2 separate regions of the Homo sapiens genome follow, and region 1 is linked to region 2. Evidence: chromatin loops called from intact Hi-C (ENCODE). Cell type or tissue: body of pancreas. All regions are shown on one strand. Each heading gives the region's core, and the rest is flanking DNA. Links, peaks and the distances in the headings are about the cores only.

Region 1 (8,341 bases), core at 111-8,110, 350 kb after region 2:
TTAACATGAGAAGAGACAAGTCATTTTGCAATATAAGATCACCTTTAAGTCAAGTATCTTTGCCATTCCCTTTCTGTCTCAAAACCAGACTAAAGTCCCAATCCCCAACCCTGTAGAAACTTTAGAACCATTTTTGAAAGTCTTTCACTCTGATTAGTGTGAAGGTTCCATGAAGGCATGCACTATGTCTTGTTCACCCTTGAATCCCAGCACCTAAGACAGTACTTAGCACACGGTAAGCAACCAAGTATATGAGTGAATGAATGAATGACTTAGGACTCCCAGGTTAGTGCTCTTCCACCATACCACTCTGCCTCCCCTAAGATTGAAGCCCACAGAAACTTCTACCTTTGCACATTCTCTACTTCAGATGAAAGCACAGCCTTGCTGGGGTCAGGGGCTTGGAAAAACACAGCCCCGACAGACAATTCTTGGTCATGGTTTTAGCTGAAATGTTTCATCTCGCACGCAGTGCCCTTTCAGGAGGGCAGGGCTCCCCTCTTAAGCCATTCCCAGAAAATAAGGAGAGGACTCAGACCCAACAGAATTAACACAGGAAAGACAGAACATTTGAGGGCCCAGATGTCCTTCTCTTCATCCAGGCTCTCAACACATGGAATACCGAAACCTTTTCCAGCCCCTTTCTCACAATCACCTGGAGATGCTGGTTTAAAGATGCCAATTCCAGGATTCCACCCTAGACCTATTGAATCAGAATCTCTGGGGGTGATCTGAGGAACCTGTGTTTTTAACAAGCTCTCCACCAAAAACAAATGCTTGTTTTTAACAAGGATTGGAGATTTTTTAACAAACATCTCCAACGCTGATACCTGCTACTCTGAAACGTCTTGACTCTTAAGTCACGGCCCAGCCTATGATGTTCAGAGGCTGACCATCAGTTTAGGCCATGCCAGGCCCATGAGGTAGGGGAATTTCATGGAACTCAATGAGACTCCATTCAACCTGACCTTTTTTTTTGCATTTTTAAATTAGAGTATAACAGTCACCACCAGTGGCGAATGGCCTGGATAGCTGCCCCTGCAGCCTCCCCCAGTCTTATCCATATCACAGTCTGGAGATCTCTGACCCCGTCAGAGGGAGAGGAAAACTCAATGATTGGGACCTGGTTTCTGTCACTTAAAAAAAAAAAAAAAAAAAAAAAACAAAGTTCAAAGTTCCAGATTGAACCTGGGTGGCACAGGAATGCAGGGGCTTTTCTTTGTTTATTTTGAGGAAGAGCAGGGACACATTGGCAACCAAATCCCAAAACCAAGACGGAATCACAAAGCCATTTCCCGGGTGTCTTGTTGCTCAAGAATCTCCCTCTCCCTTGTTGCTGGGTCTAGACGCAGCCTCCTGTTAAGGCAGAATACTTACTCACTAAAAGTTCCCATTTTACGTCTAGGAGGGGCCAAGGACCAAGTCACAACAAATCCAAAATGCTCAACAGTGGTTAATGGATGCTTTCATTCTTTAAAATATGGGCACTTTTAGGAAATATATAACAACCAGAATACCTCTCCCTACCACCACCAAAATGCACACAGTGCTCAGGACTGTTTATATAATTTCAAGTGTACACGGGTTCCCTGTAGCCTATCCATGGAACGCTGGCGATGGGGCCCAGATTAAGAACGATCATAAACATATTGAAGAATTAAAAACCTGAAATGTCTAGAAAGGTTTATCCACACCTGAGGAAATTCAAGGTGGGGATGGGATGGGATGGATGAGGACACAAGCTTGAAAATATTCTCTTTACTCATGTCTTGATTGTTAATAGAAATCTGGCAGAAATAAAATAGATATATGCAATATTTGTTTCTGGTCCTTTTATTAATCTGAAGTAATTTTGTTATTTTAGGGACATTAAAAATTCATCATACAGAATTTAATATACTCATAAAATAATCATGCTTCATAAATTTAAAGGTATAATCTTGGAGATGATTAAATATTTACTAGTTGAATTTACTTTAAAACGTTTTATATTTGTTGTAGGGTGCTGAAACTGCTAGGCTTTTTTAAAATCTAGGGTTAGTTTTTGCTGGTTTATAAGAAGCATTCCAAAACTGCAAATTCTTTCTTTAAATAAAGAACTGTACTCTTTTTTAAAAAAATCCATTGTCCATCTCACATTCACATGTCTAGAAGGAGGACAGGTCCTGGACACTTGCTCTATTCCTCCACACTCTTGAGACCTGTCCTATCTCCTGTGTGTTCTGAGTCATTAGGGCAAGTAGCACCACAGGCACATAGTCCCTGATCGGCCATGTGCCGACCTCTGTACTGATTCTCAAAAGACTAAGCCCACCAGCAAAAGAGGCACTAGGTCTGTCTGCCTTTTCTTTTAAAAATGGTAGTAACTCCCTGAATGTTATAAGCTTACATTTGTACCATTTTCCATTGATCCTAAGACACACCTTATGAGTCACCAGGAGCAACACCATCCTTTAGACGACATGATACACTGCTTTAACTATAGTTATCCAGTCATGCAAGCCTCTGATTGCTTTGACGTTTCTTTCATTCATCCAAGATGTGCCAGCAGTTTCTGCTGTCACTCGACTGGGCTTGTGATGGTCAATCCTTCTGTGAAACTCATTAACAGTTTCTTCTACTTAAGGGATGGCTCTTCCTCTCTTAGGCTCCAGAAAGCAGTTCGGTTGTTACTTTGCAAAAATTATGCACTATTGTGTTCATTCCTCCAACCATGCGTATCTGCTTCACTAATATCAAATTAAAGTCCTGCTGCTCTGTTTCTACGCCTTTTTGCACACAAGGTAATTTTTCATTTTAATGTCAAATCATAGTATAATTTTTTGAGGATCTTCTAAACGCAATTAAATTCAACACCTATACCATCAACAATGCATCCAATTCAATTGACATGATGACAGTGTGAACTGCCATGATATTATTAACGACTGTATCTCCACAGAGCCTGACCAACACCATGAGCTGATCCCCAGAGATGTTAGGATGTGACAGATGTGCATTCTGGAATCAATTAAATAGGGCTCCCACACTGTAACCCTGTGCTCTTGTCTTAATGTCTGGCTGACCCGTGGTCATAACTAAAATGAAGAGGAAAATAATTCCAACTAAGAATAGGATAATGATGAATCAAATAGTCCTTTCACTTCCTGCAATGTTCTGACTCCTTTCCGTTACGTGTCTTAAAGTGAGGGACTCAGAGCTATCTTTCTTACCTACTCACCAACAGTATGTCATGTTAGTTTGCTGTGATCTTAATGACAATATCCTGCTACATCTCTTTTTCCTCCCTCAATCTGTCTCTTTTTCTCCGCTAATAACATGGAAGGGGAACCAACTCTTATTTCATCTAGCTACACTAATACTACAACTTTGAGTTTACAAATTTCCTTCCTCTCATTTTTTAATCACAATTCCCCATAATAACTTTATTGAGTAGTAGAGAGGGGGAGAGACTATGAATTTGTGGATGATGTAACTGGGACAAAAAAGAGTTGGTAGGAAAACCAATATTAGCACTTAGCCTCCCAAACTTGAGTATCTTGTTCTCTGTTGTTCTGTTTTGTTTTGTTTTTTTGAGAAGGAGTCTCGCTCTGTTGCCCAGGCTGGAGTGCAGTGGCTGATTTCGGCTCACTGCAAGCTCCGCCTCCCGGGTTCATGGCATTCTCCTGCCTCAGCCTCTGGAGTAGATGGGACTACAGGCACCCGCCACCACGCCTGGCTAATCTTTTTGTATTTTTAGTAGAGACGGGGTTTCACTGCATTAGCCAGGATGGTCAATCTCCTGACCTCGTGATCCGCCCACCTTGGCCTCCCAAAGTGCTGGGATAATAGGCATGAGCCACTGCGCCAGGCCTGTTCTCTGATTTTAAGACCCCTTTGGGAAGAGCCATCCCACAAACAGAAGAAACTGTTAATGAGATCCCCAAAAGAATCTCTCATCACAAGCTAACCTTCTGGATGGGAGGAATGTATGTGGATTCCTAAAAGTTGAAGGCTGCTTCTATATGTTCAGTTTAGTAAGTACTCCTATAAAGACAGTACACAAGGCTTGCCAGGCAGGGTACTGTCGGGTATTCCGGGAGGAAAGTCATTGCTCCAGCCTCCTCTGCCTCATAATCTAGAGCCGTTCTCAATTCCGGGATGGGGGAAGAGGCAGGGAGGGGGCACTTCATCTTGTGAATCAGCTTACATTTACAGGCCCCAGAAAATTGTTCCAGATCCCTCCCTGAAAACACACACACACATGCAGGATATTGCAAGTCATTTCTTGGGATTGATACAGCTCCTGGACATTAGAGGAGTAGCTCACGTCTGTACCCCATAACATTGAGCCACGAAACTCACACAGATGAGCTTTTTCTCATGGTTAGTCCCACCCAAGTACAAAGAGACCAAGCCAGTCAAATAGTTTCAGGAGGAAGCAATAGCCTCCCTTGGTGTTCAGGTTTTCTTGATTAACATCTGTCAAAGAAATTCCTTGATCCTTCCTTCAGACCTGGTGTTTTGTGAGGCCTTCTTTCCTGGCAGGGTTGATGGTGAATATCCTCCAGAATGCACAGCAGGCCAGGGCACTTTTGAATAATCCACGGCCCTCCCTGAGGGGCCCGCCCATGATACCTCCTGCTCCCTGCATACCCCACCCTGTGCTCCACTTGTCTCTTCACAGCCCCTGGCCAAGATGCTGGAGCCTCAGATTGCCTTCTGAGCCCTCAGAAAGCAGTGCTCCTCTTAAAGAGGTCAGGGGACCCCACTCTGCCAGAAAAATCTCTGGCCAGGGCTATGGCTGCAGAGTTTCTGGCATCTGTGAGTTGGCGAGTGGTCAGGGAGTTTCCAGTCTTTTACAACTCTCGAAAAGCAACCTGATTTTTCATTTGAAGTCAGGATGTTGAAGTGTCCCTGAATCGCTGGGGACTGACATCTGGGATCGGAGCCTTGTCTTGCTGGAGCCAGAGTCTCCGTATCACTTAAGGACACAGAAATCCTGGTTTCTTTCCCACATTAACTTGTGAATACAAATATGAAGCTTTTTATAAGATTCCCCACATCCTGTCTTAGAAAAGGAGACAGAGTTCCAGTTCTAGAGCCACAAAGGATCTGTTGAAACTCTGGCATTGCAGCCACTTTCTTGTTTATTATTCTTCTTCTCTGGATGTCAGTGTTTCAAGGCCCTGCAGGGGAAGCTCAGATGTGGCCTCACTTAAATTATTACTACTATGAATTATAATATATAGTGCTTTTTAGTTAAAAGAGTTTTTACTGTTATTATTATTTTAACCTAATCTTCATCTGACCTCCCCAGTAATTCCATAGTGTATCAGCTGCGGTCCCAGCATGGATCAGATGGCCATTCAAAGAGTTTAATTGAAAATTGTTTAAAGAAGGGACTATTTACAGAGATGGATCAGTCAGAGTCCAATCAGGAAAACAAAAACTGTGCTGATTATTTTAATAAGGTGAATTAAATATAAAGAAAGGATTGGAGATCTTTATATGAAGTATCTAAAGTAGTCAATTCGTAGAGACAGAGAGTAGAATGGTGGTCATCAGGGGCTGGGGGACGGGCAATGGGGATCTGTTTCAAGGGCAGAGAGGTTCGGTTTTGTAAGATGAAAAAGTTCTGGAGATTAGATGCAAAACAATGTGAAGCTACTTAACACCACTGAACTGTGCACTTAAAAAGGTTAGGATGGTAACATTTATGTGTTTTTCACAATAAAAAGAAAAAAAGAAAGGGGTTGGAGATCTGAATATGTGAAAGGAATCATAAAAGTAACACAGAAAAGCAACTGTGAAGGACAGGCTAGCACCACTCGGGCCAGGAAACAAAGGGAAGAGCTTAGTGTTGTCACCCAGAAGCTCGGAGCAGGGCAGCAGATGTGGGTCTGAGGCCTCTGAAGAGGGGCTGCCCGGTTATTACAGGTCCTTGAGAGCAAGCACAAGGACGGCCCTGAGAGTGCCAGAAAAACACGGGAGGCTGCATCCCAAGGCTGCTGTAGGAAGGATGGCTGCTGAGGATAGTCTAAGGGGAAGCACAAGCAAAAGGAGGAATGGGTCCCTGCTCCTCCCTCCAGTCTTGCAGGCTCCCCACAGCACCCTATATTGGCAGAACCGACAGAGAGCTGCTGACAAAGAGGGATGTCTTTTGGAACATCACAGCCCAGTACCAAAAAGCAGGGCATAAAAAAGGGTGGTGAGGAGCTGAGCAATATCAGCTTAGTAATGGGCAGGGTAAAGGGAATGGTAAAACAATCAGCAACCAGGAACAGCAGGAAGCAATTATTGCCCCTAAGTCTAAGGGGCAAGAAGAAGGGATGATGTTATGGGAACCTTGTCAGGGCCATTAGGGACATGGCTGTGGGAGAGGGGCTGCCCAGCAGGATCTGTGGCCATCTGCTTAAACCCCAGCCAAGCAAGGAGGGAAGGGGGCAGAGATGGGGGAAGAAACCCCCTGACTTCTTTCTCTCTCCCTACCGGCTGGTCACCATAGCTTAAGAAGGAATGTTTAACATATATTTAATCAAAATGGGACCTACTAATATGCCTTTATCTGCATCTTCATCTCCCCATCTAAAGATAATAGTGACAATAAAACTGAAATCCCTCTAAGTTAATATACTTCAATTCATTCCTTCTCAACAGTTTAGCAGTAACTTGGCATGAACAAAATTTGCTTTTAAGCATGAAAAATTGGTGATTTTTACCAAATTTATTGAAAGCCTAACGTGCCATTAAAAGACTTGGAACTGATTTTTACAAACACTAGGAATATAAAAAGCAGAATAAATGTTTATCACCTGCTTCTCTTGCTCATTGTTGAAAAATTGCTTTGGATTCAAGTTCTCTAAAATGGGAATGATCATAATACACATCACACAGGATTGTAGTAAGGATGAAATGAGAAAAAAACAGGTGAAAGCACTGTGGAAAGGGGGGGTTTTATTTTCTGTTACCTTCAGCTTTCCCTGGATCTGGGTGTTCTTTAAAGCAGGGGTCCCCAACTCCCAGGCCATGGACCAGCGCTGGTCCATGGTCTGTTGGAAACCAGGCCGCACAGCAGGAAATGAGGGGCAAGCCAGCAAAGCTTCATCTGTATTTACAGCCACTCTCCATTGCTCATATTACCACCTGAGCTCCGCCTCCTGTCAGATCAGCTGCAACATTAGATTCTCACAGAAGCATGAACCCTATTGTCAACTGCGCATGTGAGGAATCCAGGTTGCATGCTCCTTAGAAGAATCAAATGCCTGATAACCTAAGGTGGTGATGCTAGTGCTGTGTAGTGGCTGCAAATACAGATTAACATTGGCAGGGAGGTTTGACTGCACAGAGACCATAATAAATCAATTACTTGCAGACTCCTATCAAATCAGTGAGTGGCAAGTGACAAGCTACATCTGGTGGCAGACTTTATAGCAACAAGTGAGTTGATGTCCTTCAATTGTACAACTGCATCTGGTGGCCTTAAAAGCACATTTGAGACAACTTCAAATCTCCGTATCTTTTGGATTAAAGTCAAGTTGGAATGTCCTGAGATTGCCATAAAAGCACTGAAAATCCTCCTTCCATTTCCAACTTTCTATCATTGTGAAGCAGGGTTTTCTGCAGTGACAGCAACCCAAACGAGATTATGGAGTAGACTGGACATAACCAACACACTTTGGGTGTCACTATCTCCCATCATTCCCAGATGGGACCATCTAGTGGTAGGAAACAAGCTCAGAGCTCCCACTGATTCTACATTATGGTGAGGTGTATAATTATTTGATCATATATATTACAACGCAATAATAATAGAAATAAAGTACACAATAAATGTAATGCACTTGAATCACCCCAAAACCATCCCCAACTCTGGTTCATGGAAAAACTGTTTTCCACAAAACTGGTCCCTAGTACCAAAAAGGTTGGGGATCATTGCTTTAAAGTACCACCATCACAATCACCATCATAATCACTGCCATCATCACCATCTTCATCATCACTATCATCATCATTACCTCCATCAGCACCATCATCATCATTATCATTATCCTCATCACTAACATTACCTTTTTTCCAGGCCCTATATTTCTTTGCCCTCAGGGCCTTCAAAATTTTATGGAGCAAAAAACCCTCTTGGAGGGAAATAAGAGATGAGATTTGGAGTCAGAAGAGTTGCGTTGGAATGCTGGGTTTGCCATTGACTAACTGTAGGATCCTTCTGAGTTTCCCAGTTTTCTCATCTGTTAAACAGAAATACCTACCTACCTCTGTTGATTATTTTCCCTTTGCCCCTCCAAATCCATTCTCTGCCCTCCCTTTGCCATCTTATTTTGTATCTTGTAAGGATGACTTTTACAGA
Region 2 (8,341 bases), core at 229-8,228:
ATTTAAATATTAACACAACTCTACATTTTTGCTTTTGTTTTTCTTAGGAACAGGTTATTCATTCTATGAATTTATTGGGTTCTCCCATGCACCAGGCAAAGGGTTAGATTCAGAGATTCAAAAATAAAAATACTCCTTAATCTTATAGTAGATTAGGGGAACAGACACGTGAGTTAACAGTTACAACATAGTTAGTTCATGCTATGGTAGAGATACGCAGGAAGAATAGTGAGAAGGCCTAGGGAGGGAGAGCATCAAACATCCCCTGTGAACTGAGAAGGGAAGGATAAACAGAAGTTTGCCTGAGAACAAGTTGGTTGAGACAGTGCTCTCAAACTTGCAAGCACGTTGGAATTACCTAGAAACTTTCAAAAACTATTGATGCCTGTGTCTCAGGCATATAATTTAATTGGTCTGTGGTATGGCTTGGGCTTTGGAATGTTTTAAATATCCCCAGGTTATTTTAAGTGTAGGCATATGGCAGAGGACACAGAGTGAACAAGCACACAGAGCCATGCTTTTAAAGCATGATGGCCATAGCCTTATTTTGAGAGGTGTAAACTTTGGTAGGTGGTATTTGTACATTTTGGTGTAAAGAACACAGTAATATAGAAAATGAGATAAGAACTGCTGTAATTCACATTCCTTTACAGGTATTTTCTAGACACCAGGATAGTATGTTGACAATTAAGATTAGCATATTAGAAGAAAAAAAATTATTTTTATCTTTTGTATAATTCAGGCTTATTGGCTGGGCGCGGTGGCTCATGCCTGTAATCCCAGCACTTTGGGAGACGGAGGTGGGCAAATCACCTGAGGTCAGGAGTTCGAGACCAGCCTGACCAACATGGAGAAACCCCATCTCTACTAAAAATACAAAGTTAGCCAGGCATGGTGGCACATGCCGGTAATCCCAGCTACTCAGGAGGCTGAGGCAGGAAAATCGCTTGAACCTGGGAGGCGGAGGTTGCAGTGAACTAAGATCGCGCCATTGCACTCCAGCCTAGGCAACAAGAGCAAAACTCCATCTCAATAAATTAATTAATTAATAATAATAATAAATCAGGGCTATCCAGCATTCAGAGTATGTTTTAATGCTGATATGTAAGTTCTAGTCTAAGAGAGAAGTCAGTGATTTAACATACTGGCTTTTAAAGAATACTTTTCCAGAATTAAATACCGTTCATCATTCTGGCTGAAGGTCATAATAAAGAAATTAAGTTCATTTTTCTTTTTGGTAATTACTGAGATTCATTTTAAAAGCAAAACAAAAAGTACTTTAAACAAACAAAATAAATTTAATTAAGTCCTACTTTAAGGTTTTAGATGTCCCTGTAGCTAATGAAAGAAAATAATCTCACATGGAAACTTAAATAGTTTAGTGTTATGGTCCTGATTTTCACTGCCTAACATTTAAAATGCTCTTTTTATTATTCTCAGCTAGTAAAATAAAGTACCCAAAGAGACTTTAATGCTTAAGAAAAGTCAGGAAAATTGATTATCATTCATTTAACCCAGCTGTCTAATTACCATACACCGGGAGCCCCTAACCAGGAATACGCATAATTATTTTTCAGAGGCAGCATAGCACGGGGCTTATGTAGCAATCTAACTCAAGAAGATTTACTTTTACCCAATTTATAGAAATACAGAGTTGAAAAAATTAAATTCATTAAATTCTATTCTCCTGATCATCAAATTTTGAAAAAAAAATATGTAAAAGTAGAATAACTTGATTATCCAGGGTCAAAGTTTCATTTTAATATGGTTTACAGGGGATGTATTTAAAGAACTACTTTGTTTCCATTCTATTATGGCTTTAATTTCACCACAAACATCACAATTCCCATTCCTTGAGGGCTTGAATACTAGAATACTCCAGATGTAATAAGAAAGGTTTGATAAGGCTGGAAGGGCCAGACCCTGCCCCTTGCTCTTGGGAAGGTGTTGCACAATGTAGAGAGAGGGCCCATCGTAGAGAATTACACTGGCGTCTTGGAGTTGAAAGGCATAGCGGCAAGGCAGTGCTAGGTTAAGGGATACTGCTACTAACTAAAATATAGTTGAGGAATTATGTATAAACATGGGATTGCTGCCTTATGCATGAGACTTTACCTTATACAGAAGACTGAAGATAGAAGAGCTCTAGTACAGAAAAATGTCAAGCAGAAGGGCAGGACAAAGGGTGGATTCCCTACAGTATGAAACTTAACTCATGTATTCTGTTTGTGTGATATACAATGGGTCTTAAAGGTTCCAGAGTAGTTTTGCAGCTCTGATTCTTTGATCACTCACTGAAAACCTGGGGGAAAAAAAAGCTTACCCCAGAGTTGGGAGGCAATTCCCTCCACTCCCATTAGGATACGCAAGAAGAAAGGAAGCAGCAATCTATCTGGTGACAGACTGGTTACTCTTTGACTTATGTCTCAGGCACGCTCTGATTATCTGAGATAATATTCTCAGAGGATTCCTTTGAAACACTAGTGATAACATTATGGAGGTCTTGGGCCACTGAGGTTCTCTTCAGTGGGTTTTTTTTTTTTTTTTTTTTTTTTGGATATGGAGTCTCGCTGTGTCGCCCAGGCTGGAGTGCAGTGGCGCGATCTCGGCTCATTGCAACCTCTGCCTCCTGGGTTCAAGCGTTTCTCCTGCCTCAGCCTCCCGAGTAGCCGAGACTACAGGCGCGTGCCACCACCCCCAGCAAATTTTCTGTATTTTTAGTAGAGACGGGGTTTCGCTGTGTTAGCCAGGATTGTGTCGATCTCCTGACCTCATGATCCACCTGCCTGGGCCTCCCAAAGTGCTGGGATTACAGGCTTGAGCCACCGCACCCGGCCTCTCTTCAGTGTTTTGTGATATCAATGTGTGCCTAAGACATACTGAACTGGAACAGTGGGAGGGGTGAACATCTGTCTTTCAGAATACGCATGTACAGCCTGGCCAATGCTGGCTTTCTTGAGAATACCAACAAAAGTTCCACTGGCAAAGAGCATTTATGAAACCTGTCCATTCTGTTTTAATTTAGTTACCCTGGGTAGGTTATAAGCATAACAAATGTGCCTTTGAACTTGTTTTTGATTGCTTAAGAAAGAATCATGAGTAAAAGTACAAATAAGATATCCTAAGCCAAATGTGGTGGCTCCTGCCTGTAATCTCAGCACTTTGGGAGGCCAAGGCAGGTGGATCGCTTGAGCCCAGGAGTTCGAGACCAGCCTGGATAACATAGTGAAACCCTATCTCTATAAAAATAAAAAATAAAAAAATAAAAAATTAGCTGGGCGGAGTGGCTTGCAGCTATGGTCCCAGCTACTCCTCAGGAGGTTCACTTGAGGTGGAGGTTCACTTGAGCCCGGGAGGTCAAGGCTGGAGTGAGCTGTGATCATGCCACTGCACTCAATCTGAGTGACAGAGTAAGACACTGTCTCAAGAAGAAGAAGAAAAAAAGGCTCTCCTAGCTCTGGAATTTCATGGGAAGTTCACTGAGGCTAAAGGACTTGGTGCAGCCTCCAAGGGACACCCTACCTGTCCATGGTGGTTGGGATTTGGTTATAAAACAAGATGCTGATGTGCTAGCTATACTAACTGGTTGGATGAAAGGAAGACAGTACCTTGAAACACCCGACATAAGATCGCTGTTTCTCCTCTCACCTGATTCTAGGTTAGAAACAAAATCTGCATTCATTTTGATTTGGCTTGGCTATGAAACCAAATGCCAGAAAATATTAAGAAAGTTTTCTACAGGCAAGGTAGTGGTTAGATTTTTCATTTTCAAAGGTAGCCTAATAAATTATTCTATTAGCCTAAACAGACTTCTTATACTTCAGTTCTTCAAGGAAAGAACACTGCTAATTAGATCATGGAGATTGAATTAGAAATTATGGATTGGAAGATTGGTCTCAAAGGACCCCAGATTCAGATGTTTACTTTTGACATGTATGGAGAAAAGAAAGTACTGGCCAATAGCACTCTTAACTAGATTTAGCTTCAAGAGGAAGACTGGGGGCGAGGAAATACGCTCTCTTGTAAAAACATTTTTATATATTTGTTATTCCTATATAATTAAGCCATACATTCCATGTGATTTCTTGAGCAGAAAAACAGAATCAGCATTTTTAGTGATTTTCTGTTCTGCAAATAGTCCATATTGGATCATTTTGTCACACTTATACCCCAATTTAAAGGATAATGAGGAGACACATTAATATATGATAGTTTTATGTACAATACAGACTTAATATACAAATCATTGTGAAATATTAACACATCACTTATTTTTATAGCACATTTTACTATCTGATTTATGAATATGTTAACTGTCTCTCCTTTTAGAATTTAAGCTTCACGTGAGCACAGATCTAAAATCTCTCTAACTGCTATGGCCCCATTCATCTAGAACAGTATCTGACACATATTTGTTGAATGAATGAATCCCATAAATTACACGTAGAGATCAGGGAGGGAGAGAGAGAGAGAGAGAGTGAGTGAGTGTGTGTGTGTGTGTGTGTGTGTGTGTGTGTGTGAAGGGTGAGGCAGAGAAATCTGAGATGCACTGAGATGAGAACAGAAAAGGATTAACATTTTTTGAGAAGCTTCTGGGCCGGATATCTCAGGTATTGATGAAAAATGATCTATCCCTTAAGAAGCCTTGGTTGATTTGAATGGGACACCTTATATCACTCAGTTCACGTAATGTTTATTTTTTTCAAGTGTCAATGTATGGTATAATTAATATTCTATTGATGTTCCTTATTGTATATTTTATTTCTATTTTTAGCCTTCCCCCTGCATTGATATCAGTGGATCTAATTCAAATTTGGGAAGGATTACCTATTTTTGATGTTCTGTGATGTTGATTGAATAACTAAAACTGTAATTATTAATTTCTTAATAAGAAATCATTCAACTAAAGTGAAACTATACTTAACTATACATCCTCCAGCTTTTCAAGATATTAAGAAGTTTATTAGCAGGATTTTACTAGAGTGGTTATTGTTGAATTCTTTGCTCACAAAACATTTTGATGAGATACGCTTGGGAACAGAATAGTTTGAGTTGAACAAGGAAAAATGTGTGGCCTTGCCTCCATTTGCTCAGCCTCCGCCACCTCCATCCAAGGTTTAACTGCACCTTGTGTTTCCTGGAGCTGCTCCATCTCTGAACCTTTGGACTGGAAACTACTCTGTCCACCACATCTGCCACTGTCACCATCTCCCCCTAGACTTTCAGTCCCCAAACCCCTCCCTGTTCTTTCAGTTTATTAGCCGTTTTTTGGCTTGACTTCTTTCCTTTTCAGTTTAATCGCTGAGTGGTCTCGTGTCCCAATCCCTTTGACCTTCTAATCCAGCTTTCTTAACAATCCCAAAATTCAGGTCAACTCAATCATCCGTTTTCTTACATTTTGCTTTAAAGACATTGAAGAAGCCTAAAGAAAATTGAATAAATGAGTTGATTAGTCACATCACCAAGACAACAGTTTGGTCAGTGAAACACTCATAGCTGTTGGGTCAACTTTTTATTCATCCCTGCCTGGCTGTCTTTCCTTTTCATCACACAGTGACTGTTCACATGTTTATGACTCTCCACAGGTTCCTCATCCCACTCTGAAATCCTGCCACTCTCAATGGTCAACCGAGCCTTACTCTTGCTGGTCACTGATCTGTGACGTTTATATGTATTACCTTGTTGAATCTTCACAACAGCCCTTTGAAGAAGATATTATCCCTGGTTTACAGATGCCCAAGTTCTTAAAGAAAATAAGTAGTGATGCTTGGATCTGAACCTAGGAAATCTGACTCTAAGCTCATGCCCTTTGTCCCTAAACTGCCTTGCTTCTGGTACAGACTTGGTCAGGCATTTTCTCCCTAGAGCTTCAGTCCTTTCCACCTACAGATTTTTCCGTATCTTTCTCCTAGGCCATTCTCTCCTGACTCTTCTCAGTTAATCTCCTCCTACCAAAGCTCTGTATCCCCTGCTCCCCTGGCTCTTTTAGGGCTTTCTCCATCATTGATTTGTTGATTCATTTAGCAGATACTTATTAAGTATTGTATACTAGGTCTTAGGGACACAGGTAAACAAAACCTAATCTCTAGTCCTGGAGCTTTACATTCAAATTATTCCTCTAAAATATTTAACATCTCACCATGCCCTAGGCCATCTTCCTCCTACAGAAATGCTGAAGTGACTGTATATTTCATACTACATCTAGCACCACACCTGATGAGGCACCAGGAACATGTTTGACAGAGGGACAAATAATTCCAGGTAAAGTAATCAAGCTTTGGAAGTTTGTTCTTAGTCTCTAGCCTCCTTTGTATTATTTATTTATTTATTTACTTAGGAGATGGAGTTTCTCTCTTGTCGCCCAGGATGGAGGGCAATGGCGTGATCTCGGCTCACTGCAACCTCCACCTCCGGGTTCAAGCAATTCTGCCTCAGTCTCCCAAGTAGCTGGCATTACAGGTGTGCTCTGCCACACCTGACTAATTTTTCTATTATTAGTAGAGACAGGGTTTCACAATGTTGGCCAGGCTGGTCTCAAACTCCTGACCTCAGGTGATGCCCCCACCTTGGCCTCCCAAAGTGCTGGGATTACAAGCGTGAGCCACCATGCCCGGCCTCTGGCCTCCTTTTTCTAAAAAGTAGCCCACTTCAGATGTTGAAAACCCTCTCTCTCTCTCACTATGTTCCCTTCTGAGCAGACTCAGAAAGGTTCTGAAAACCAACCCTTTGCCATTAATGACTGACTAGTTGTACTTTCACTGAAATCCCACCAAAATCACCTCAAACTAGTACCTACAGTTTAAGCCTTTAAGTCTATGATTGTGAAACAAAAGGTACGTGGCCTTATTAATAAATTTTGGCATCTGTAAGGTGGGAGATAATCGTGAGACAAGGGAACCTTCAAAGCCATATTTTGTCACTTCTAGTGGTCCTTGGATAGGGGGTGATTTTGCCCCTACGAGAACATTTGGCAATGTCTGGAGGTATTTTTGGTGTCACAGCTTTATGGGGAAAGCGGGGAGGAGGGACAGTGCTACTGTAGGCTTCCAGCAAGCAGAGGCTAGGGATGCTGCTCAACGTCCTACAACACAGGGGACAGAACCTCACAACAAAGAATTGCTGCCCCGACTTGAAAGCCACTGATCGAAAGGGTGAACTTGACTGGAACATTGAGGTGCCCTGTGAGTCAGGGCAGTTAGTATCTGGGGGATGCTGGCTGAGCCTGCCAAGTGTCTATTGAAAAGTTGCTGGAGGTGAAGGATCATGTCTTTGGGACCTAAAGAGTGAGATATTTGGACTCAGTTTCTGCCTCCACCGTTCCCCTAACTTTATTTGGATCTTCCCACAGCCCCAAGACGTTCAGTACACATTTTATCTCGTCCTAGATCACCTTCTTTTTTAGTATGTAGAGATTTTGAGGGGAAAGGTAAATAGGAGACTCTTTCTCAACAGAGGTAGGATAAGATTTATCTTAATCCCAATTAAACAATAGTGAAGACCCAAAAGAAAAAAGTTGGAAACCTAAGCTTTTCACTTAATAGCAATGAAGAATCAATTTATTGAACAAAAATTAAGTCTTAAAGGAGGAGAATAGGCAGGGCATGGTGGCTCACACCTGTAATCCCAGCACTTTGGGAGGCTAAGGCGAATGGATCACTTGAGGACAGGAGTTCAAGACCAGCCTGGCCAACATAGGGAAACCCCCTCTCTACTAAATAAATAAATAAATACAAAAAATTAGCAGGGTGTGGTGGCATCGCCTATAATCCCAGCTACTTGGGAGGCTGAGGCGTGAGAATTGCTTGAACCTGGGAGGTGGAGGTTGCAGTGAGCTGAGATCGTGCCACTGTACTCCAGCCTGGGTGACAGAGCAAGACTCTGTCAAAAAAGAAAAAAAAAAGGAAAGTTATGTTAATAAAGTATAAACTCCAAAATTTAACCAGAAGTTAGTGGATATTAGCTCTTACCATGGAAAATTATCATTACTTAAATAATTTGCTAAATTTTATTTTTAAGTGGTTTAGTAGAAATATATTTAATAGATGAAACTATGTGTGTTTTAAACAAATAGCTACTGCCAAATATGTAGAAGTAAACATTGAAATGATTATTAGGGCTATCAAGAATTGTTTGTATAAATCAAACCAATCAGATTCATATGGATTAAAGCCATTTTCTTATTTTTATACTTTTATTGTTCATCATATCACTAGCATTTACAATAAAGAATATATAATTATGAATTCAAATATACTCAAATTCTCATGAAGACAAAACCCAAGAAGAATAGTTGTAAACGGGATCATTAAGCACCTTTTTCAAATATTGCCTGATTTCCACT

The links. A loop is a pair of places that touch in the nucleus more often than their neighbours do. Peaks named below come from ENCODE experiments on the same cell type or tissue, not always from the same donor. Only the 100,000 strongest peaks of a DNase experiment are listed, where the experiment ranks them.
Region 1: it touches region 2 in a loop (2.2-fold over the local background); 62 of 110 quality-filtered maps call a loop at or near these places.

What each region holds. Positions count from the first base shown.
Region 1 is chr14:51,289,979-51,298,319 of GRCh38, reverse strand. LOC124903315 (a long non-coding RNA gene) reads right to left here. Exons shown (of 2, transcript XR_007064164.1): 2 at 1,818-5,168. Among named protein-coding and RNA genes, the nearest start is that of LINC00519, 34 kb to the left of the region's middle. In body of pancreas, for the core only: no CTCF peak of the experiment used is centred there; a DNase peak (open chromatin) is centred at 4,819; H3K27ac peaks cover 1,373 bases.
Region 2 is chr14:51,640,533-51,648,873 of GRCh38, reverse strand. It overlaps a transcript of FRMD6 not described here. Among named protein-coding and RNA genes, the nearest start is that of FRMD6-AS1, 7.0 kb to the left of the region's middle. In body of pancreas, for the core only: no CTCF peak of the experiment used is centred there; no DNase peak of the experiment used is centred there.